Linked DNA regions of Homo sapiens: regions 2 and 3 are each linked to region 1. Evidence: chromatin loops called from intact Hi-C (ENCODE). Cell type or tissue: PC-9. All regions are shown on one strand. Region 1 has its middle 140 kb from the start of RIPOR2. Region 2 overlaps ACOT13 (acyl-CoA thioesterase 13). Region 3 has its middle 110 kb from the start of CARMIL1.

Evidence for each region. A loop is a pair of places that touch in the nucleus more often than their neighbours do. Peaks named below come from ENCODE experiments on the same cell type or tissue, not always from the same donor. Only the 100,000 strongest peaks of a DNase experiment are listed, where the experiment ranks them.
Region 2: a loop joins it to region 1, with 6 times the contacts of the local background. A loop is called at or near these places in 16 of 110 quality-filtered maps.
Region 3: it touches region 1 in a loop (2.2-fold over the local background); 13 of 110 quality-filtered maps call a loop at or near these places.

Annotation. Positions count from the first base shown.
Region 1 is chr6:25,067,038-25,075,037 of GRCh38, forward strand. No RefSeq gene overlaps it. Among named protein-coding and RNA genes, the nearest start is that of RIPOR2, 140 kb to the left of the region's middle. In PC-9, CTCF peaks have their summits at 3,930 and 4,141; a DNase peak (open chromatin) is centred at 3,904.
Region 2 is chr6:24,699,132-24,707,131 of GRCh38, forward strand. ACOT13 (acyl-CoA thioesterase 13) reads left to right here. Exons shown (of 3, transcript NM_018473.4): 3 at 2,328-5,915. The coding sequence ends at 2,484. It overlaps C6orf62 (chromosome 6 open reading frame 62), which reads right to left. Exons shown (of 5, transcript NM_030939.5): 5 at 5,730-7,131. The coding sequence ends at 7,006. Among named protein-coding and RNA genes, the nearest start is that of C6orf62, 16 kb to the right of the region's middle. RefSeq lists a silencer at 166-330. In PC-9, no CTCF peak of the experiment used is centred here; no DNase peak of the experiment used is centred here; H3K27ac peaks cover 1,790 bases.
Region 3 is chr6:25,170,300-25,178,299 of GRCh38, forward strand. No RefSeq gene overlaps it. Among named protein-coding and RNA genes, the nearest start is that of CARMIL1, 110 kb to the right of the region's middle. RefSeq lists an enhancer at 4,434-4,934. In PC-9, no CTCF peak of the experiment used is centred here; DNase peaks (open chromatin) are centred at 2,722, 3,902 and 5,082; H3K27ac peaks cover 5,763 bases.

The DNA.
Region 1 (8,000 bases):
CCCCTCCCACCTAGCCACTCTCATGTCTCCAGAAATGCCTTTAGCATTGCAAAGCACAGGTTTTGTGGGCACACTGGGAGTATGCTACGAACTTGCAAAGGTCCTGGGGCCAGATGAAATCACCAGAACCACCTTCCCCTACACCCATGCAGAGGGCATAGGAGAAACCTGCCTCACGTAGAGGAAGACACGAGTGGATTCATATGAATAACGTGACACTGGGCTGTCTAGTTAACTAGCTCTTTGAGCCTTAGTTTTTTCATTGACAACACAGAGATAACAAAATCTTTGTATCTTGAAAGAAACAATGTATGTTGTATGCTTAACAAAGCACCTGATACATCATAAAACTTGATAAATGCTAGCTGTTATTGCTAAGGATTAACTGAAAATGTCACTGTGTTAGGCAGTATGACCGCAGAATATAAGATGTAGTCCCTGACTTCCAGCGCTTGCAGAGGAGTCAACACTAACTCACCTTAAATGGCCAGCCATCAACTGGAGGCTCAGTTGTATGGTGTGATGGGGGTTTGGAGAAGGAGAGGTGCAGGCTGGGGATGCCACGGAGGTAAGCATTGAGGATGGTGGAGGTCTTGACAGATGCAAAGAAAGAAGAAACTTAATGGGAGCTATAACTGGCTCAGAGGAAAGGAGTGCTGTGGAAATGGGGTGTGTGACGCTCCAGAAGGAACAGGAGCTGCTGCTCACCTCACCTGATCTACTCTGTCTGAGACCCAGGATTTTTTTTTTTTTTTTTTTGAGATGGAGTCTCGCTCTGTCTCCCAGGCTGGAGTGCAGTGGCGCTATCTCGGCTCACTGCAACCTCTGCCTCCCGGGTCCACGGCATTCTCCTTCCTCAGCCTCCTGAGTAGCTGGGACAGGGTTTCACCGTGTTAGCCAGGATAGAGACCCAGGATCTTGTCTCAGTGGCGAGTCAGAGCCCCCTAAAGGAGTCATCTCATCCACCACCACCCAAGGGTTCTTCAAATCCTGAGCCTATAAACACAAGCACAGGAGTTGAAATCAAATCCACACTCTAGAATGAGAATCAGTTGTAGGTTTCCTTACAGTTACTTTGAACGTTATACATGGTAAACTGTAAATGATACCATGAGTTTTTAGTATGAATTGTTCATTCATTTCCAATATAAATTGATGAAAACCCTTAGCTGAGTATGGCGATAAGAATGACCTCTGCTCTGTTCTGATTTGTGTTTCTATTTATCTCTGGCTATCCAGTTCATATCTCCTCTGTGTCCAAAGTTATTCTTATTCTACAGGGGACTAAATTTGGATAAATGCTAAAACTAATCATGCATCAAAGCAAATTCTTCATTTTGGTGTAGCACTATAAGTTCAGAGTGTTTTTGCAATTATATCCCTAAGGAGTTTTCGCTTTCTGTAATAAGCTTTACAAAATATAAGCCCAGGATGAATTATTATCCCGGGAAGGATTTCTCCCTTTATTTGCCCAATTTTGTAGTACTGCTCTTTCTCCTTAATCAGGACACTTTTTCTCCAGTTACCTCTTTTCTGCCCCAAGTCACTAGCGAGAAATAAGAGTAAAGTTTAGTATTTTGTCCTTTTAATGGGAAAAGTCAATTCCAGATGGGACCCAACCAAGCTCAAAATAGTTCTCTTCTGGGCGGGAACGCAAATGCTACATTTCCTAGGTAATGTTATTGAAGCATGTCTGTCTTCATAAACACTTTGTAAAAAAAAAAAAAGTGTACAATGATAACATAATTATTATTAGGCATGTACCATTTCCAGAATTCACTGTAAGTTCTACAGAGATGCACCAGAGCTGTGGATACTTTAGCTGGTGGGGTTCGGGCAGCTGGGACTCACTGTTGCAATGGTCACAAATGCCCTAATCATTGAGTCCCAAATGTCTAGTTGAACTTAATGCTTAATAACATCTATCTACCCAGAGGGCAACAAAATGTTTGTTCCTGGCTTGCGAGGCCACTGATATTTTCATTTTTTTTTCCTACAGAACTATTGGCCTGAGGCCCCTGGAAACATTGCTTCATTGCTTGGCCTTATAAGAATTTACTTGACCTATTTTGTGGAAGCACATTTACCCCAGTCTTAAAGGTTTTTCCATGCAAAAGAGATAAATGAAAATTTTTACTGCTAAGTTTCATTCACCTGAGCCAATCACAGCTACTGAAATGACCAGGTTGGTAAATGCTGTTTTAATGGAAACAGGCTCTCCACAGGTCCAGATGGGGTAGGTCCATGCCTCAAAAATGAAAAATTCTCTTTTTAGCTCCTTAGCTGGATTACTGGGCAGGGCTACCATTTTGTGAGTAGCAGATAATTATTAACACATGAGACTCTCTCATTCGGACTGCACCCTTCAATGGCGTGATATCTGTGGTTACACAGAGCGTCCAGTCCTCCCATCTTGGTTTTTTAGTTATGTAAGTGAAAGAACAAAACTACCCAACTCCCACCTGCCCACAGGCTGAGGCTGAGGAGGACCCTAAGAACCTACCCCCTACAACATGGCATTTCAAAGTTAAGGGAGTCTAGCTTTTGTGTACTGAAGGGAATGTTCATTAAGAAATGAATGTCTTAGACATAGGCCCCTTTCCTATTCCTGGTTGGCCTAAAGATGCATAATTTGAAAAAAAAAAAAAAAAAAAACGGCTCGGGGGGTGGTTGGGGAGAAGTGACTTCAAAACACAAGAAATAACATTGCTTTGCCTAATAAAGTGACGTTTGAACTCCTCTGCTTGGCAAGTTAGGAAAATATCCCTTCCTTCCTAAAAATGGAGACAACTTTCTGGGAAAATAAACATTTATTGCTCAAAGGTCTGTGGGTTTGAGTCCACCTTCACCTGCATGTTTAGCCATGGGAAGATCTCTAAGACAGCCATACTAAGAGTGTACCTGCCTGCCCTGGATGCCAGGAGGCCTTGAAGTCCAAAGCCAGCAGGGCTCCCTCCCTCTCAGCCATGGACCCCGGGGTCTTGCAGTGATACAGGTGGTGGCTGATTGCATCTATGAAGCCATTGAGGAATTATTAGTGTGAATATTTCATTTGGAAATGCACTGCCTAGGAACAGGCATGGTCCTAGGATGAGTTCCTATGAGGTCCTAGGATGAGTTCCTTTGAGTGGAAGAGGTCTCCTAAATCTTGGGTGAAGAATGCCTGGGTGAGATAGGAAGGAGAGATACATTTTTTTCCCTCTCCCTATAAAGAGGCCTGGATTTGAGAGCAGGAAATAATGATTAGGAGTTGTGTGCATCCCAAAGCACCCTCCTGTGAAGGGAGCCTTAGAGATGGGTGTGGTGGGGCATGCTTGTAGTCCCAGCTACTAGGGAGGGTGAGGTGGGAACACTGATAGAGCCCAGGAGTTTGATGCCAGCCTGGGAGACATAGTGAGATCTTCCATCTCATTCAGGAAGGAAGGGAAGGAAGGGAAGGGAGGGAGGAAGGTAGGAAGGGAGGGAGGGAGGGAGGGAGGAAGGAAGGAAGGAAGGGAGGGAGGGAGGGAGGGAGGAAGGAAGGAAGGAAGGAAGGTTAGTTTTTCACCAAAATAAGAGGAAGTCATACTTAGCATAAAACTTTAATTTTTAACCTTCTGCTCTGTAGTGTCCTTAAATACCCAAAAGCTTCGGTGAAGCGTGCCGCACATCAGCCTGCAAGGCAGTGGGGTGAACAGGACGCTACAGGGTGGAGGGGGTATCTGTGTGAAGACTCAAGGGAGAGCTTCCAAGGGACCACTGGGACCCCAAAGGAAGCCCCTCTCTTCCTAGATACATCAGATGAAACAAACTCTTGAAAAGGTGAAAGGCAGCCGCTTTAATTACTTTGAAGTCCTCATGGAGTCCACAGCTACAGCTTTCAAAGGGGCAAAAAGGAACTAGTGTGCCGGCCGCAGGGTTTTGATGTGGTCCTCTTCCGCCACCTGTCGACAACATAGGCTCATTGCAGTTTCCTAATGTACCTACTTGCAACTGTTCAAGGTAGCATTTTCTCCATTCAAATTAAAATTGAGTCCACAGGGAAAATACTTATTCTTACAATTCTAGTTTAACTATTTTTTTGGTTCAACTAACCTTGATTTTTAGCTGTTAAAATAATAACATGGCCATGACAAGAAGGCAAAGTTCTGATATCTTTTTTCTTACGTTTGGTTAATGCTTTAGAATATATGGAGGCACTGAATAAGGTTTTCGTTGTTTCTCAGAAAACATTATCCCCTTAAAGGTGTTGAAGGCATTTTTGGAAAAGAAAGAGTGCACGAGTAACATTTGCAAACAGCAGAGTGGTAGTTTCTGCAGAATTAACATTGTGGAGCACCGTGGGAAATATATGTTTAGGTAGAACACAGAAGACTGTCCATGTTACATGGGCCTGCACATTCACTGGAAGACTGAGATGCATCAGAACAATTGTTCATATCCTTTGATTCCATAATCCAATTTCAAGAATTTTCTTGCAAGAAAAGAATTTAAAACATGAAAAATGTAATATGGATGGTATCTTCATAAGATTGTTTAATAGTCAACAATTGAAGAAAAGTTGAAGCTATGGCTCATTCAGAATATGGAATATTATAATTATTTTAACATGTAGTAATATGAAAACATGATGTCTAAGAAGATATAAAATATCTAACTAAAAATAGAAATATTTAATAAAGCTAGAAAAGAATACTAAAAATATTATAACTGAGTTACAGCGGTAGAGTTAAGGGTTTACAATGTTATATATACTAATGTTTTTGTTTTTCTAATTCCACAACAAATATAAAAATGCTTTATAGTAATACATTTAAATGGTACAGAAGCATATAGAGTAAGAGGTAGAAGATTCCATTACCTTCCTGTCTTTCTTCTCCCTGTTAATAGATTGGTGTAAGTGCTTCACATCTTTGTCCTTGGAGTTACACACACACACACACATGCACATGCATGCACACTTACACCCACACATGCATATATACATTATATATTATTTACAGGCATACCTCAGAGTTATTGTGGGTTTGATTCCCGACCCCCGCGAGAAAACAAATAATAAAATGAGTCACACAAATTTTTTGGTTTCCCAGTGCATATAAAAGTTATGTTTATACTATACTATAGTCCATTATATGTGCAAGAGCATTATGTCTAAAAACCAATTATATATGTTAATTTAAAAAATGGTTCATTGCTAAAAAACATGCTAATGATCATCTGAGCCTTCAGCGAGTTGTAATCTTGCTCGTTGAGGGCCTTGCCTTGATGGTGGTAGTTGCTGAAGGCTAGGGTGGCTGGTGCAATTTCTTAAAATAAGACAGCAATGAAGTTTGCCACATCAATTGACTCTTCTTTTCACAGAGGATTTCTCTGTAGCATGTGATACTCTTTGATAGCCTTTTAATCACAGTAGAATTTCTTTCAAAATTGGAGTCAATCCTCTCGAATCCTGCCACTGTTTTATTAACTAAGTTTATGTTATATTCTAAATCATTTGTTGTCATTTGGACAGTGTTTACAGCCTCTTCACCAGGAGTATATTCCATCTCAAGAAACCATTTTCCTTGTTCATCCATAAGAAACAACTCCTCATCTGTTAGTTTTGAGATTGCAGCAAGTCAGTCACATCTTCAGGATTTACTACTAATTCTAGTTCTTTTGCTATTTCAACCACACCTGCAGTTACTTCATACACTGAAGTCTTGAACCCCTCAAAGTCATCCAAGAGAGTTGGAATCAACTTCTTCCATACTCCTGTTAATGTTGATATTCTTACATCCTCCCCATGAATCAGAGATGTTCTTGGTAGCATCTAGAAAGGTGAATCCTTTCAGAAGGTTTTAAATTTACTTTGCCCAGGTCCATGAGAGGAATTACTATCAATGGCAGTTGTGGCCTTATGAAATGTATTTGTTAAATAATCAGGCTTAAAAGTTAAAATTACTTCTTGATCCATGGGCTGCAGAATGGATGTTGTGTTTGCAGGCATGAAACCTTAATCTCCTTGTATATCTCCATCACAGCACCAGAGTGACTTGGCACATTGTCAATGAACAATAATATTTAGAAAGAAATAATTTTTTTCTGAGTAGCAGGTCTCAACAGTGGGCTTAAAATATTTAGTAACGTATACTGAAAACAAGTGTATTACCTGAAAACAGGCTTTGTTGTTCCATTGATAGAGGACAGGCAGAATAATGTGACATAATTCTTAAGGGCTCTAGGTTCTTAGAATGGTAAATGAGCTTTAGTTCCAACTTAAAGTCACCAGCCGCATTAGCCCTGAGCAAAAGATTCACATTGTACTTTGAAGCCAGGCATTGACTTCTCCTCTCTAGCTATGAAAGTCCTAGCTGGCATCTTCTTCCAGTAGAAGGCTGTTTCATCTATATTGAAAATCTATTGTTCAGTATAGCCACTTTCATCAATGATCCTAACTAGATCTTCAGGATAACTTGCTACAGTTTCTACATCAGCACTTACTGCTTCACCTTGCACTTTTTTTTTTCAGCACAATTTTTTTTTTTAATTTCAATAGGTTTTTGGGGAACAGGTGGTGTTTGATTACATGAATAAGTTCTTTAGCGGTTTCTGAGATTTTGGTGCACCCATTCACTTGAGCAGTGTGCACTGTACCCAATGTGTAGTGTTTTGTCCCTCACCCTCCTCCCACCCTTTCCCCGAGTCTCCAAGGTCCACTTTATCATTCTTACGCCTTTGCATTCTCACAGCTTAGCTCCTGCTTATAAGCAAGAGCATACGATGTTTGGTTTTCCATTCTTGAGTAACTTCACTTAGAATAATGGTCTCCAGTTTCATCCAGGTTGCTGTGAATGCCACTATTTCATTTCTTTTTATTTTATTTATTTTTTATTATACTTTAAGTTATGCGGTACATGTGCAGAATGTGCAGGTCATGCCATGGTGGTTTGCTGCACCCATCAACTATCCCTCCCCTATCCACCCATCCCACAACAGGCCCCAGTGTGCGATGTTCCCCTCCCTGTGTCCATATGTTCTCATTGTTCCATTCCCACTTATGAGTGAGAACATGTGGTGTTTGGTTTTCTGTTCTTGTGTTAGTTTGCTGGAAATGGTGGTTTCCAGCTTCATCCATGTCACTGCAAAGGACATGAACTCATCATTTTTTGTGGCTGCATAGTATTCCATGGTGTATATGTGCTACATTTTCTTTATCCAGTCTATCATTGATGGGGATTTGGGTTGGTTCCAAGCCTTTGCTATTGTGAACAGTGCTACAATAAACATACGTGTGCATGTGTCTTTATAGCAGAATGATTTATAATCCTTTGGTTATATACCCAGTAATAGGATTGCTGGGTCAAATGGTATTTCTAGTTCTAGATCCTCAACCACAAAGGTTGAACTAATTTACACTCCCACTACCAGTGTAAAAGTGTTCCTATTTCTCTACATCCTCTCCAGCACCTGTTGTTTCCTGATGTTTTAAGGATTGCCATTCTAACTGGCATGAGATAGAATCTCATTGTGGTTTTGATTTGCATTTGTCTAATGACCAGTGATAATGAGCTTTTTTACATATGTCTGTGGGCCGCATTAATGTCTTCTTTTGAGAAGTGTCTGTTCATATCCTTTATCCACTTTTTGATGGGGTTGTTTTTTTCTTGTAAATTTGTTTAAGTTCTTTGTAGATTCTGGATATTAGCCCTTTGTCAGATAGGTAGATTGCAAAAATTTTCTCCCATTCTGTAGGTTGCCTGTTCACTCTGATGGTAGTTTCTTTTGCTGTGCAGATGCTCTTTAGTTTAATTAGATCCCATTTGTCAAATTTGGCTTTTGTTGCCATTGCTTTTGGTGTTTTAGTCATGAAGTCTTTGCCCATTCCTATGTCCTGAATGGTATTGCCTAGGTTTTCTTCTAGGGTTTTTATGGTTTTAGGTCCTACGTTTTAAGTCTTTAATCCATCTTGAGTTAATTTTTATATAAGGTGTAAGGAAGGGTCCACCTTGCACTTTTGTGTTATGAAGACTGCTTCT
Region 2 (8,000 bases), 370 kb before region 1:
AAAAATGTAACTAACTGAGAGGTCAGGTTGAGAGAGCCATTGTGAGTAGATATGAGGGTAATGGAAATAATGTAGGCTTTTTTTTTTTTTTTTTTTGAGACGGAGTCTCGCTTTGTGGCCCAGGCTGGAGTGCAGTGGTGCAGTCTCGGCTCACTGCAAGCTCCGCCTCCCGGGTTCACACCATTCTCCTGCCTCAGCCTCCCGAGTAGCTGGGACTACAGGCGCCTGCCACCATGCCCGACTAATTTGTTTGTATTTTTAGTAGAGATGGGGTTTCACCGTGTTAGCCAGGCTGGTCTCGATCTCCTCACCTTGTGATCTGCCCGCCTTGGCCTCCCAAAGTGCTGGGATTACAGGCGTGAGCCACCGCGCCCAGCCAATGTAGGCTTTTAAGGAATCTAAATATTTTATCAAGTTTACTTAAGAAACATTCAGTCCCTCTTCATGGGAATAACTTAAATTGAGGGTACAATAAGCAAATTACAAGATGCAGCCAAATGCTCTTTTTGAAATTAAGATGTACAGAAAAGAAAGGCTCTGCTTATGTTACTGGTGTGCATATTCAGCAGTCCTTATTTCATGTGGTAAGAGGTGAGATCAGTAGATGACTTGATTTTCCCTAAAAGTCTCTATTAAGAGCAGAGAGATCTTCAAACCTAGCACTGCATTTCATGATCTACTAAGGTACTTTTGCCTTTAGAACCCTAAGGAATTTTCAGTAAGTCAAACATAGTTTTGGCCTTTCAAATATGTGTTGCCAAAAGCATTGGCCATCAAGAGCTGCCTACGCTTCAAAAACTGATTCACTTCAACAAAAACTAGGACATGGTCTTTCAAAAGTTAGAGATATTTCAAAAGTAAATGAATAATGTTTCAGTCAGTTAACACTTCATGATTCACTCTTTGATTTACTTGACATGGTACCAAATTTACTCCACCCCTGCACATCAAGTCCTATATTATACAGACTGAGGATGCCTGTTAGACTGTGACTTAGGTTAAAAACAAGCGAGGTTCCAAAACAACAAAAGGGGAAATTTTAGAGTATTACTGACAAAATGTCAATCTCCAAATTCCCCGGACTTAATGTTTACTCATCTGTAGCACAAAGGGTTCCTTATCTTCCCTCAGTTTAAGTTAATGGCTGTTAGCCAAAATTCTTGATTTCTAAGACAAAATTTAGGGAAATAATAAAAACTGGCCAAACTACTACTAAACATACTATTTTTCATTTCTTTACATTGAGGTATGTGAATTAAAGACAAGCCTGTTCTTTCCAGCAATAAGATCCACCTTTTTTTTTTTTTTTTTTTTTTTTTTGTGAGATGGAATCTTGCTCTGTTGCCCAGGCTGGAGTCCAGTGGCGCGATCTCGGCTCACTGCAACCTCTGCCTCCTGGGTTCCTGCCATTCTTCTGCCTCAGCCTCAAAAGTAGCTGAGATTACAGGTGCCCACCACCATGCCTAGCTAACTTCTGTATTTTTAGTTGAGACGGGGTTTCACCACGTTGGCCGGGCTGGTCTCGAACTCCTGCCCTCAGGTGATCTGCCCACCTCGGCCTCCCAAAGTGCTGGGATTACAGGCTTGAGCCATCGTGCCCGGCCAGATCCACCTTTCTTATACCTCCTAGCCATAAATACTGAAGTCTTATTTTGAATATGGCAAAAATACATATCCTTTTTAAAGGTTTCTTTCTAAAAAGCAGAAACATAAAAATAAACTGTAAGGAAATTATTTCCCTTTAAAACATTAACATTTGTTTTAAACAATCCTCATCTCCCCAATTTTTTTTTTAATTAGCTGGAGCCAGCTGAGTTAAAGACAACTTATGATTACAAGTGACTAGGATGTACATCTCTTAAAAATATAGACAGTCCATCATCAAGATTGTAAGGACATCATATCAATTCCTTATAGTTGTTATATTGTCATTTTAGAGTCAAATAAATTGTAAATATGGATAGGACAATATACAGACACCAAGTGATATTTCATCTAAGAAGTTAAGGAGATTAAATGAAAGCTGGAGGAAATCTTTCACCAGCCCCAAATAAATGTGAAGTGGGAAATGTAAAGGGAAAAAAGGGGAGGCAAGAAAACCTCTTCTCACATATTTGGGAAAAGAAACTTGTGTGGGTAAGGAATGGGTAAAATAGAACCTGGTTAGGACCAGCCATTCACATTTGATAGTACAGAAAGCTTACCAATACTACCGTTAAAACTATTTTTAGGAGTAAAATAAGTTACATAGGAACACTGTTGTGAGATGCACACAACTTTCCCTTTGAAAAATTATCTGCTGTTAACTATATTCATTTTCTTTCAAGGTACATGTCACCTGCAAAATTAGGAGAAGATATAGTGATTACAGCACATGTTCTGAAGCAAGGAAAAACACTTGCATTTACCTCTGTGGATCTGACCAACAAGGCCACAGGAAAATTAATAGCACAAGGAAGACACACAAAACACCTGGGAAACTGAGAGAACAGCAGAATGACCTAAAGAAACCCAACAATGAATATCAAGTATAGATTTGACTCAAACAATTGTAATTTTTGAAATAAACTAGCAAAACCAGAAGCAGCTAGAAATATTCTTGGAGGAAAAGGACCTGGATATCAAGTAGGGTAAAGGTGGGGGTGTCTTTTTTCACTTTAAGCATCTTGTTTTCTAATCATGTGTGATAATTGGGTGAAAAATTCTTAGCTCAAAGTGTTTTAAAAACAGGTAAAGCAAAGAAACTAGCAGGACCACTCTCAGTTAAGATTAAAACTAAAGTCCAGTGTTAAGCTAAAGGAGAAATAGAAATTAATGGTTCTAATTCTGTTTGGGCTGCTAGGAACAACAGAAATTTTTCATGGTTCTAGAAGCTGGAAAGTCCTGGGTCAAGGCCCAGCAGATCCTGTTAGGTGAGGGCCCGCTTCCTGGCTCATAGATGGTGCCTTCTCACTGTGTGGTGGAAGGGGCAAGTGAGCCCTCTGGGTTCTCGTTTTTGAAATGGAGTCTCGCTCTGTTGCCCAGGCTGGAGTACAGCAGCACGATCTCGGCTCACTGCAATCTCTGCCCCCTGGGTTCAAGTGATTCTCCTGCCTCAGCCTCCCAAGTAGCTGGGACTATAGGCATGTGCCATCACACCTAGCTAATTTTTGTAGTTTTTTGTAGAAACAGGGTTCACCATGTTGGCCAGGCTGGTCTCGAACTCGTGACCTCAGGTGATCCGCCTGCCTTGGCCCCCCAAAGTGCTGGGATTACAGGTGTGAGCCAATGTGCCCAGCCTGGGTTCTCTTTTGTAAGGGCACTTACTCCAATCTTGAGGGTTCTGCCCTCGTGATCTAATAACTTCCCAAAGACCCCCACCTGCTAATATCACCTTGGGGGTTGGGATTTTAACATACAAATTTAGGGGAAACACATGGAGACCACAGCAATGGCCAATCCTTAGCGAATCTTAGGTCCTTCCCAGATCTAAAATGCCAAGCTACACTTGCATTTCCTTTTTTTAAGATTATGAAACTTCAAAATATATGAACTACAGCCCATATTGAAAAATAAAATAGATTGAGCCATATGCCTAAAAAAGACCTCAAGAAAAGTTTGAGGCTAAGCATGTTAGTGTTACAGGAAATGGTCCAATAGAGGGGGAAGAAAAAAAGCATGCTACTAGCCCCTTTTCTTGTACCGAGAATAAAACCATGCAGATCTCAAACCTCCAAGTCTATAGTATTGAAAAGACCAAGTTCACTTCTCAGAAGTCTCCAAGTTCAGTTGACTGTGGCACTCTGAGACAGCTTCTGTCACTCAGGCTGGAGTGATACAATCACAGCTTCCCATAGCCTCAAAATCCCAGGCTCAAGACATTCTTCCACCTCAGTCTCCTGAGTAGCTGGAACTACAGGCGTGTGCCACCACGCCTAATTTTATTTTTGTAGAAACAAGGTCTCACTGTTGCCCAGCCTCGTCTCAAACTCCTAGGCTCAAGCAATCCTCCTGCCTTGGCCCCCCAAGTACTGGACTTACAGGTGTGAACCACTGCACCCAGCTGACTCTTACTTGATTTCTGTCAGGGAATCTTAATGAACATTTCATGACTAAAGACTAAAAAGGATGCAGCTTTAAGTAAATTTAAGTCAAGTTAACAGTTAAAGACAAATCCTTTCCCTACATTAGATCGCCTGCTGATCTGTCCACTGTGAAAGGGCAGAAGACTCCACAGTAGCAATAGCAGCAGTGAGCATACAGGAGTCCCAGATGTTTACTTCTAGTATTTCCCACTAAAAGGAAGCTGGGCTCCTTGGAGAAACAGCTGACTCCAGGGCTTGAGGCTGGGACAGAAAGGTTACAGTATCTTATGCATGAAAGGAGATGCTCAAAATAATAAAGGCATGCAAATTATGATTTGGAGGGAAAAAATATGAGGCCATAGTGTTTAGGTAGATAATAAATGGCAGAGATAGAACACTCTCTTACAACAAATGCTGTAAATGGACAAAGCATTAGATTTGGAAAATCACTATTTTGTAACCATCATAGTTAAAGACTGGTTTGGGTTTTAGTCTGGAAAGAATCGCCAAGGGAGCTCCTGATAAAGGAACAGGGTATTTGCACATTGCTTCCCAGAGATTGCTAGTAGTAAGTACCACACATAGGGCAAAACCAGGACACCTTGACCAGGCGCTCAAAAGTAACATCAATGAAGAGCAGATGGAGAGTATACTTGAGAAGGGCGTTAAGCATGAATAAACAATTCAAATGCAAAATGAGTAACAATTTACAAGAAAAATTGCCCTGTACTCCAAAAAACATAGAGGTCATGGAACACATAAAGGCTAAGGAACTGTTCCACATTAAAGACAACTGAGAACAACTAAATTCAATGATCCTGTACTCTAGAGGGGGGGATCTAAAACAAGCTACCAAGGATACTGGGACAACAAAACGAATATGGATGATAAAGAGTATCAACATTCCCTGAGTTTGGTAATTTTACTCTAGTTATATGAAATATTCTTGTACTTGGAACATATGCCGAAGTACTAAGGAAGGGGTAAGGAAGCACAAAGTGTGCAACAAACTCAAATAGCTCACAGGTATAAGTGTACAGAGAAAATGAAAAAAATGTGGCAAAATAATAAAAATGAGGGTAAAGATTACACAACAGCTTTCATATTACTCTGGTAACTTTTCTAAATTATTCCAAAATAAAAACGTAAACAATGGCTGCCAAAATGCCTAACTTGGTGAACATAAGTGTAATTCAATATGGTAAATTAATTCAACATGGTAAATTAAGAGCATAGGCCTTAAGAGCCAGCCAGCCTGGTTTTAAATCCTCCACTACTTATGATCTGAGCTTGAGCAAGTTACTTAACCTCTGCATCTATTTCCACCAAAGGTTGAGAGGTTAAGACAAGAGCTTAGAAGAGTACCTGGTTATAATAAACATTCAAAATGTTATTTCAAATAGATTCTAATTTTTAAATAAGAGGACACATGAAAGCATTTTGAAATTTAAGAATGGCCCTTTCCCATGAAGCAAGGCATAAGGCCAGGTTGCTAACTGTTGAAAGCTGACAGTATGTTCTTGATTCCTGTTCTTGTTGAAGTTACACACTCAATTGCCAGGTATTTTTCTTCTGAATTTACTATTTAGCCACAGACTATGAAATAATTCTCTAAGGTGACCAGTAACATCAGTGAAATGGAAAGAAAAAGTTAACACTTCAAACTTTGTGTATTCACCTGAATAGTCAGGGAACTTTCACCTATTTTATTTAGGTTTTCTTTTTCTTTTTTTCTTTTTTTTTCAAATTCCAACCAGAAGCTAAATACAATTGGAAACTGGTAAGCACTAGTTTTACTCCAAAGGAGTAGGATCATTCAGATTTACTCCAATAAAAGTATGCAACCCTTAAGCAAAGCTTTTCTTCATTTAAAAGGAGAAAAAAAAAAAAACCTATACAGTAGTCTTTCCTTATGTTCATTGCACAAAATGAGTTCTGCTTTTAGAACTTTGACACTCAATGGTTAATTTTACAATTTAAGATTCCAACTTTATAACCTTTTTTCTACTCCAAAACACCCTTGTAAAGTTTTTCTTTAGGATGGTGTAAAAACCAGCATTTCTGCACAATTCACTGGAATTTTTTTCTTTGTAATAAAAATCTCTTCTCTGTAAAACCAAAAACAAAACAAAACAAAACAAAACAAAACCAAAAGAAAAGTCCTCTACCTATCATGGTTTCTGCAGCTATGCATGTATTTCTGTTTTATAGCTGCTTTATAGCTACTTCAGACTCCAGATCTGCTTTAATGTGTATAACTGCATCCACACGCAGCAGAATACTCTTACAATAGCAACTTGGGGAAAGAGATCTGGAAAAAAAAAATACATGAGTACCAGGAAACAAACATGGCCCAGTAAAATATGAGGCAAAAATGCCTACAATGAGATGCGTTTTTCATTTAAGATTTCTTTCCCATGGTTGTATTTTCTTTTTTTAAACCAGTTCTGGTCATTAGAATGTATCTGACAGTGCTCTGGAACAACTGTGATTATAGCAAAGTTATTGTTTTTAAAAATGTTATTTATACCTGTTACATTCACTTCTCACCCTCTAAATACTGATGACAGATGTCAAAGAGGCAAAAACCAGCACAAATGGGAAGACCATAAAAATGAGTATCACCTTGTGCTTTCAGATACATTTAAGCATTTCAGTGTACAATAGTCCTTTCATTTCACATTTTTAGTAAGATACTGATGCAGTGCAGCAAATATGCAAAGCATCTTCTTTCACACAGTCCGTGCACGACATCTAATTTTTGTTTAAGTTCTGAGATAAAAATGATTTAAAAAAATCCAGGATGAACAAGTTTCAAAATGCATAGTGTTCTGTGCATGAGTCCATTTTCTTTAAACTCTGAAAGAATAAAGTGGTAAGAAAACAAGAAAAAAAACTGCTGCTGCATTCTCTGATCTTCTCCATTTTGCTGGTCAGTACTCTACTCTGGCATATAAGGACGGAGGTGATCCTCTATGGTGCCAACTGCCCAGTGGGTGAGCTGTTCCTGTGGCAGGTAGAGGCAGATGCTGCATAACTTGAAGATTGTAGCTTTGTTTTTTGGAGTCTGGAAGGGGAAAACATTTTAATATTTTTTAAAAATAAGACTTTAGCGTAACTGTCACATGAAGTCCATTTCCCACAATTTATTAAACATCTTAACATACAGAGTAAGGGACAAATTGTAGTCCCTATCCATATTCTAGACAGACAAAATCTTGCCATATAAGATAAAGGAAAAATTTATGCAGAATTAGAAGATAAAAAGTTAGGGAAGTAAACCAGAGACTACTTGCTAGAAGAAATTAAAGCTAAAGGCATTTCATGGGGACAGATTTTGAGAAGTTTGAAGTCATTTTTATATAGAGGAAGATAAAGCAGATGTGGTAAGAATAGAAGCTAGTGAGAGGATGAAGGAATAGGTAAAAATTTAAGGCTGGGTGTGGTGGCTCAGACCTGTAATCCCAGCACTTTGGGAGGCTGAGTCAGGAGGATTGCTTGAGCCCAAGAGTTCAAGACCATTCTGGGCAACATGACGAAAACCCATCTCTACAAAAAATATAAAAATTAGCTGGATGTGGTGGCACACGCCTGTAGTCCAGCCACTCGGGAAGCTGAGGTGGATAACCTGCGCCCAGGAGGTCAAGGCTGCGGTGAGCCATGATCCATATGCCAGTGTACTCCAGCGTGGTGACAGAGTTGAGACCTTGTCTCAAAAAATAAATAAAAGATTTAAGCATATCCTGGGGTAAGGGACTAGAAAAAAGCCAAAGTATTACCAGTTAAATCAAAACCCTTATTTTTAAAAAGTAGTTACCATTTGAACATCCAACTTAATTACAAAGTTCATCTTTTCTTCACTATCTAGCACCTCTAAAAGGCAAAATAAGGACTCTGACTTTGAAGATGTCTGAAGTAGCCTACAAATGTAAATAA
Region 3 (8,000 bases), 100 kb after region 1:
ACACGTATCTTCCTTCTCTTCCTGTGTCTCCATGGTGTGGGAGAGGAGGGAAGAAGAACTAACCTGAACGGCCAGCCACAGGCATTCACAGGGTCAGGTGCATGGTGGGCAGGGCCACTGAGCTGAGTAGCATCTTCTACGTCTGTGTTCCACCCAGGAGTGGGGGCAGTGAGGGGAGCAGGCCTGGAGATTTTAGGCTACTGGTGGGCCTCAGAATCTCCTCTGCAAGGACTTTAGAACTTCCAAGTCTCAAAACAGAAATCCAGAATGGGTAGTAGAAGACCCCTCTTAAGCCTCTAAGTCATGTACTCTGTCTTTTATCAAAGAAGGCTACACTGGGATTTTTAAGATATTGTGCTGATTAATAAAAATCATTCTTTCCACCCATTTGCAACTGAGTCTTTGTGTGGGTGCCTGCCTTAATTTCTAGAACCTAGAGAACTCTCTCCCTAAGTAGCCTTAGTGAAACCTGAATTCTTTCTAGGACTGTGCTAGATTTTGGAAGGCAAGCACTACACTATCTTCTTTTTGTTGCTCATATCTGGCCAAGAGCCTAGATCAGTGGTACACAGTAAATGTTTAATAAATGTTGATCAGCAAACAATATCTTAGCATATTCATTTCTTGGAAGTATTAACTAGTTTGCTTTTGTAACACCTTTTAGTCCAGCTTTCATTTTCCATTTTCCCTTCCTGAAAACACTCAAAGGCCATTTCTGTCTCATTTTATCATTCCTGGAAGAATATCACCCAAGTATATCAGGCAGTTTTAAGTCTTTTCAAAATTCATGGAAATAAGTATGGAATAATTTTTACCAGCCAATATTAATGGCAGTGCAGAAGAAAAATACAAATGCAATATAATTGTTTCACTGAATTTCTTAATTTTTATGTCTGTGTTAAATTTAACAGCAACTGAGTGGGGAAAGATTTCAGGTCATCTTTTCATTGTTCCATTCATGGCCTGTGCAGATAAGTTGCATCAGATCTGATGAGAAGTAGACTCAAATGAGTGAGCACTGTTTCTCTTCTTGTGGGGTGCTGCTGTGGGGTTCATCTTTCTTTCTAGACCAAGGAGATAGCTAAGAAGGAGAGAATTCACTGTGGTAGTTCTTGACTTGCATGTTGTAGGTTGCTCTTTATCTCCACCATGACTGATTTTAGCCTAGGGCTTTGGATCAGGCATAAACAGCCAAAGTTACTAACCTAACAGGCCAGACAGCTTTGCCATTTCATAGTTCTCATTTAAAAAATCTATCCAAGAAGCCCTACCTACCTCAAGTCAATCCCCAGCTTCCTAAGCATTCAAGGCCTTCAGTCTATATCCTTAAGGGAACACATCTGTAGAGACCTTCCTACCACAAGTGACACGTCAGCCCAGCCAAACACTCAGAGGGCACATTATCGTGCTAAGTCCTACACTAAGTGCTAGGGATATAAAATCAAATAGAATTTCAGCCTTCACCTTCAGGAGGTTACAGCCCAGTGAAGGAGACAGACATCCAGCCAGAAAATGTCAGTAAAATGTCAGCAAATGTGACAAATGACCAATTCCTCCACCTTGGTTCTAAGCATTCTCCTCTACCCCATAGTCGGGAATCTTAAGCTATTGTCTCTTTTCTCTCCTGATTCTTAAATCTTTCCTATCTGTTCCTTCCTTTAGCATCTAAATGTGTGGAAGCTTCTCCCATTTTAAAAACTGTAAAACTGGCCGGGTGCAGTGGCTCACTCCTGTAATCCCAGCACTTTGGGAGGCCAAGGTGGGCAGATCACAAGGTCAGAAGATCAAGACCATCTTGGCCAACATGGTGAAACCCTGTCTCTACTAAAAATACAAAAAAATTAGACAGGCGTGGCAGCACGTGCCCATAGTCCCAGCTACTAGGGAGGCTGAGGCAGAAGAATTGCTTGAACCCGGGAGGTAGAGGCTGCAGTGAGCCAAGATCATGCCACTGCACTCTAGCCTGGCGACAGAGTGAGACTCTGCCTCAAAAAACAAACAAACAAATAAACAAAAAAACTGTAAAACTACAATTCTTTCTTTACTTACTGTTACCATCTAGTATTAACCCTTTCTCTTTACTTTCAGAGCCAAACTTCTGGAAAGAGGTGTAGTCTCTCCACCTCTCTCTCCTCCTCTTCTTTCCATTCACTCCTTAAGCCACACACTATGGATTTCACCCTCGTCATTCCACCAAAAGCATTCTTCCTGAGGTCAAAAATATCTTTCTGGGTGGGTGCGGTGGCTCACATCTAATCCCAGCACTTTGGGAGGCCAAAGTGGGCGGATCACTTGAGTCCAGGAGTTCGAGACCAGGCTGGCCAACATGACAAAACCCCATCTCTACTAAAAATACAAGAAATTAGCCAGGCGTGGTGGTGCACACCTGTAGTCCCAGCTACTCGGGAGGCTGAGGCAGGAGAATCACTTGAACCCGGGAGGTAGAGGTTGCAGTGAGCTGAGATCACACCACTGCACTCCAGTGTGGGTGACAGAGCAAGAGTCTGCCCCCCCCCCCCAAAAAATCTTCCACATCATGATATTCAAATAATGCATTCTAGTGTAGTCAGCCCCTTCCTGGACATCTCAGCTCCATCTGGCACAGTCGATGATGTCCTCCTTTTAAAAACACTCTCCCCTTCGGCTTCATGAAACATTCCCTCATTCCCCAAATTCCACAAAACACCAAACCCTTTCCCCTTGAAGCAGACACACTGCCCTAGTCCAAGCCCACATAGCTCTCGTCTGAACCACAGCAGGAATGTCCCAACTGAGCTTCCTGTGTCTCCTCTCACCACCCTGCCCTCCAGCCCACTTGCCACATCACAGCCAAATGAGCTTTATTTAAAATATCAGATTTGATCATATCTCTCTTTAAACTCTTAATGATTTCCAACTTCCATAAGGATAAAGTCCAAAATCCTTAGCGTGGCCTGCCATAAGCATCCTGGTCTGATCTGTGCCTGCCTCTCTAGACTCAGGTCAAATCACCCTCCCCAGCCCTCTCTCCATTCTGGCCGGTGTGATCTTCTTATGGTAAAAAAAAAAAAAAAAAAAAAAAATATTGCATGGACTTTCTCATTTCAGCTGTTCTCTCAGCTTGGAGTGGTCCCCCTCCTCATCTTTGCCTGGCTAACTCCTACTCACTACTCAGATTTCAACTTAAATGCCACTTCATCTAGAAATCTGATTCCCAAGGAATTGGTTAAAGCCCAATATGATCATACAGCTTGTATAGCACTGTAGTTCTTCTTAACAGTCAGCACACCAATTATTACTTATCCAAGGTTTACCTTTACCCCTAGACATGACTGAATGAGAGCAGGGGCCATGCCTGTCTTGTTCATTGCAATGTCCCCAACACCTGGCATGGTGCATATTTTTAATGAATTAAGAAATGAATGAATATACTGAATGCATTAAGAACAATTAAGAGGGACACCTAAACCAGTCTGTAACAGGAAAATGAAGGCCAAGCATTTTCCAAATCTATAATACTATGATTTCTGGAGGAAGAATGCATAGAAAGAGCCAGATGCTTGTAAAGGACAGGTGTATTTACAGAAACAGCAAAGGTGTGTAGAAGGGTTTTAAAAGAATGATTGTTATTCTGAAGTGCTGTAAAATACAGCAGGATCTATGGTGTGAACAAAATCTAATAACTCTGGCCAGTAGCATGTTCTGAGAGAACATATGTTATAGTAGATGAATTTATGTTGCATATGTTTAGCTAAGTAAAGGATACTTACACAATCACTTCTAGAATGAGTCATCTGGAATTAGCTCATGCCCATAAATCAACACAACCCAGGCCTGAAAGAATCAAGGCCTTATACATGCAAGAATTTGACATTTAAAACAAAAAAAAAAGCAGCATTAGCAATCCATAAAAAATGTTAAATCATAAATGTCTAGAGCTGTAAGGAACCTTATATTATCCAGCTCAACCCCGCTACACCTCCTATCATTCTCATCCCAGGGGTGTGTAATATGGGAAGCTGAGGCCCTAGGAGGTTAAGTCACTTTCCTCTGGTTACATGTCTACTTTGTGGCTAAACTGGTCGTAGAAACTGGGTCAGCTGGGCACAGTGGCTCATGCCTGTAATCCTAGTACTTGGGAGTCCAAGGCGGGCAGATCACGAGGTCAGGAGTTTGAGACCAGCCTGGCCAATGTGTGGAAACCCATCTCTACTGAAAATACAAAAATTAGGCAGGTGTGGTGGGGTGCGCCTGTAGTCCCAGCTACTTGGGAGGCTGAGGCAGAAGAATCACTTGAACCCAGGAGGCAGAGGTTGCAGTGAGCCGAGATCTCACCACTGCACTCCAGCTTGGGTAACAGAGTGAGACTCCGTCTCAAAAAAAAAAAAAAAAAAGAAAGAAAGAAAAAAGAAAACAGGTCTGTATTTCAATGCCTCCTAATTATCTGTAACTTTTGATTCTGTAAACTTCAATAAGACTACTCCAAACCATGGCCTGAAGGTGGTTTTCTGGAAACCCTTACCTTCCTCCAGTCTTGATACCGATTCACTATATAGCATATCCTGCGTGAAGAGAAGCCTGTGGGTGCTGCTAACCTCAACACCTACCCCGTACCACCCACACTGCCGAGGGGCTTAGGAGTTCCTAATGGCAGTAACTGAAACACTTTGAGTAACTCCTTTAAATGATGTCCTGTTCTGTGGCATTAAGTAACATCGCTCTCATCTGTCCTTTGTGATTTCTCAGTCTCCCTGCTGTCGTATTTGGGAAATATAAATATTTGGGAATAAACAAACAATGTAAATAAATGTTTGGGAAACTTCTTGTGTTATAGAACATTATAGAAAATATACATATTTGTTTTCATCTATCTATATAGATATATAGATATATATATCTTCTGCATCATGATATTCAAATAATGCATTTTAGTCAGCCCCTTCCTGGACATCTGAGCTCGTTTGGCACAGTCGATGATGTTCTCCTTCACAGTTAGTTCCTGGTTCATAACTCCCACATCCCTTGTTACAGTCTTTCGTTATAATGCTGGGTGTGTTAGGTCTCAGGGGCAGGCCTCAGGAAATAATCTCTTTCCTGCATTCCTTTTACCTGACCCAAGGCAGGATTCTAATGTTCCCTGTCTTTCTGATTGTGGGTCTTAAGAGTCTCCCCGATGAGGGCCTCGCCTCATACCCTGGGGGAAGGAATGCTGATGTCACGAAGTTTCCATAAAAATCCAAGAGGACTGGGTTCAGGGAGCTTCTAGATAGCTGAACACATGGAGGCTCCTGGAGGGTGGAGCCCAGGGAGGGCATGGAACTCTGCATCCCTTCCCCTATGTCTCTCCCTATGTGTTTCTTCATCTGTATTCTTAGTAATATTCCTTATAATAAACAAGTAAATTTAAGTGTTTCCCTGAATTCTGTGAGCTGCTCCAGAAAATTAATCAAACCCAAAGAGGGGATTCCTGGGAATCTCAACTTCAAGCTAGTTGGTCAGAAGTTTCAGAGGCCCAGACTTGCAACTGGTGTAGAGGAGACAGTCTTGGGGACTGAGACCCAACCCATGGGATCTGACGCCATCTCTAGGTAGATAGTGTAAGAATCGAATTGGAGGACATTTGGCTGGTGTCCACTGCTTGAAGTGTGGCAACCAACCCCCTAACCCCCAACATATTTGGTCATAGAAGCCTTCTGTGTTGATTGTTGTAGTGTGAGAGTAAAGACACAGTTTGAGAGAGTTTCTCCCTGCACAGCCACTGATTGCACACTTTAGAATGGCTAAGGTGATAAAGTTTGTGTTATGTACATTTTATGACAATAAAAAATAATTACTCAACAACTTCCAGCTCCAGCCATGATGGTAAGCCCCACTCCTCCTAGATCCTCCCTCTTACAACTTAAAAACATAAAATAAATAAATTAAGATTGAATCCTGAAACATGTTCAATCAACCCATAGGAAGGTACAAAAAAGAGAGACAGAGGGACAGGAAATAGAGGAAACAAAAAGAAAACAAAGTAGTGGGGCAGATATAAGCCCTAACATATCAACAATTCCCTTAAATGTAAGTGGTCTAAATACACGAATTAAAAGACAGAAATTTGCAGAGGGGATAAAAATAAAAACATGTTCCAACAATAGGCTATCTATAAGAAATTCACTTCAACTTCAATTACACAGGTGGATTGAAAGTAAAAGAAAGGGGAAAAGATATACCCTGAATTCATTAATCAAAAAAGAGCAAGTCTTGGCTATATTAATATCAATGCAATTAGTAATCCTTGTTTTTAAACCACAATTTTAAAATTTCACTAGGAACAGCCTTGAAGAGCCTCTGTGTTTCAAGAATGCTGACATCTGCCAAAGGCTTTGCAGCCCTGTCTCAGACTGGCTCAGTCCACTTTAGCCCAGGTCATGCAGATTTGTCTCCCATTAGATGTGAAGAAACAAAGTGAAAGTCTCTCTTAACCTGCTCTTCTGCCCTCCTCACAAACCAATTAAAATAACTTGAGTCATTTTTCTAGCTTTGTATTGACAGAATTTTAAAGATGAATAATATTGTGTGAGAATTTTGAAAAAAGTGTATGCTGATAATACTGACAGGAACATAAATTGATAGAGTGTTTTTAGCAATTTGACAGTATCTATATACAGATGCTCCTTGACTTACAATAGGTTGTGTTCTGATAAAACTATTATAAGTTGAAAATAATCTTAAGTCAAAAATGCATTTAATACACCTAACCTGCTGAACATCATAGCTTAACCTAGCTTAAACTTGCTCAGAACAATTACACTAGCCTACAGTTGGGCAAAATTATCTAATTTAAAATCTATTTTATAATAAATGTTGAATGTGTGAGGTAAGAGTATCATACTACTTATCACTAGCTCTGGAAAAAGACCAAAATTCAAATTCAAAGCAGTTTCTATTAAATGTGCATCACTTTCACATCATTGTATAAAGTTGAAAAACCATAAGTTGAACCATTGTAAGTCAGGACCATCTGTAATCTATATAATAACTTTTAAATGTGAATATCCTTTGATTCACCAATTCTACTTCTATTCTAGTATAATTTTTCTAATGAAGTACTTTGGCATTTATACAAAAAGTTGTCCATTGCAACAAAATATTGGTAACATCAACAGAGGAATGAGCAAATACATTATGGTACATTCTTCTGTGGAATACTATGCAGCAGTTAAAGAAGTAAATTTATAGGTACTAAAATGTTAAAGAAAACAAAATGAAAACCAGGCCTGAAGAATTCTTGAGCAGACAAAATTGGTTATGCCTCATCATAACCTTGCTTGATTTACAAGCGTAAGTGAAACTTGAGCTATATTTTATAAATGCCTATATTAAAAACAGAACTTAAGCTCAACCAATCAGAAGTAGCCAATAAACTTATGTAACTAGGGACTTTCCAAAGGGATAGACCAAACAAGGCAACTGTATAATTGTAACCCATCAAATATTTTCTTTGCTTTACTTCTATGTTCATCCTATAAAAGCTGCCCTCTTGTGTTCCCTCCATGGAGCTCCTAAGCCACTTCTGGTTTGGAGCTGTCCCATTCATGAATCATTGTTTCCTCAAAGAGACTCTGAAATTTTGTTGTGCCTTAGTTTACTTTATAACAAACATAAATAGGGCTTTAGAACACATTTTTATTGATGTATACTGTTTCACTTGGGGTGTATAAAAAATTCCTACTTATAATAATGGTTTAAAATTTCAAATTTATTAGTGCTATGAAATTGCTACACTATTGCTAGTAGTGATATATTATTTTGCTCATCAGCACATGAAGCCTGGAATAGAGTGGTTATATTTGAATCCCCAGAGCATCTTAGAGTCTAGCACATTATATTTACTTAAAAATTGTTTAATTAACCAATTGATGAAAAAGGCCAGCAATTCCAAACTTCCTTCCAGCTCCAGTTCTTTGATTCTAACTGGAGAAAAACTGCCCTTACATATAAAATGTTCATGACAATACCTATCTCAGACAGCT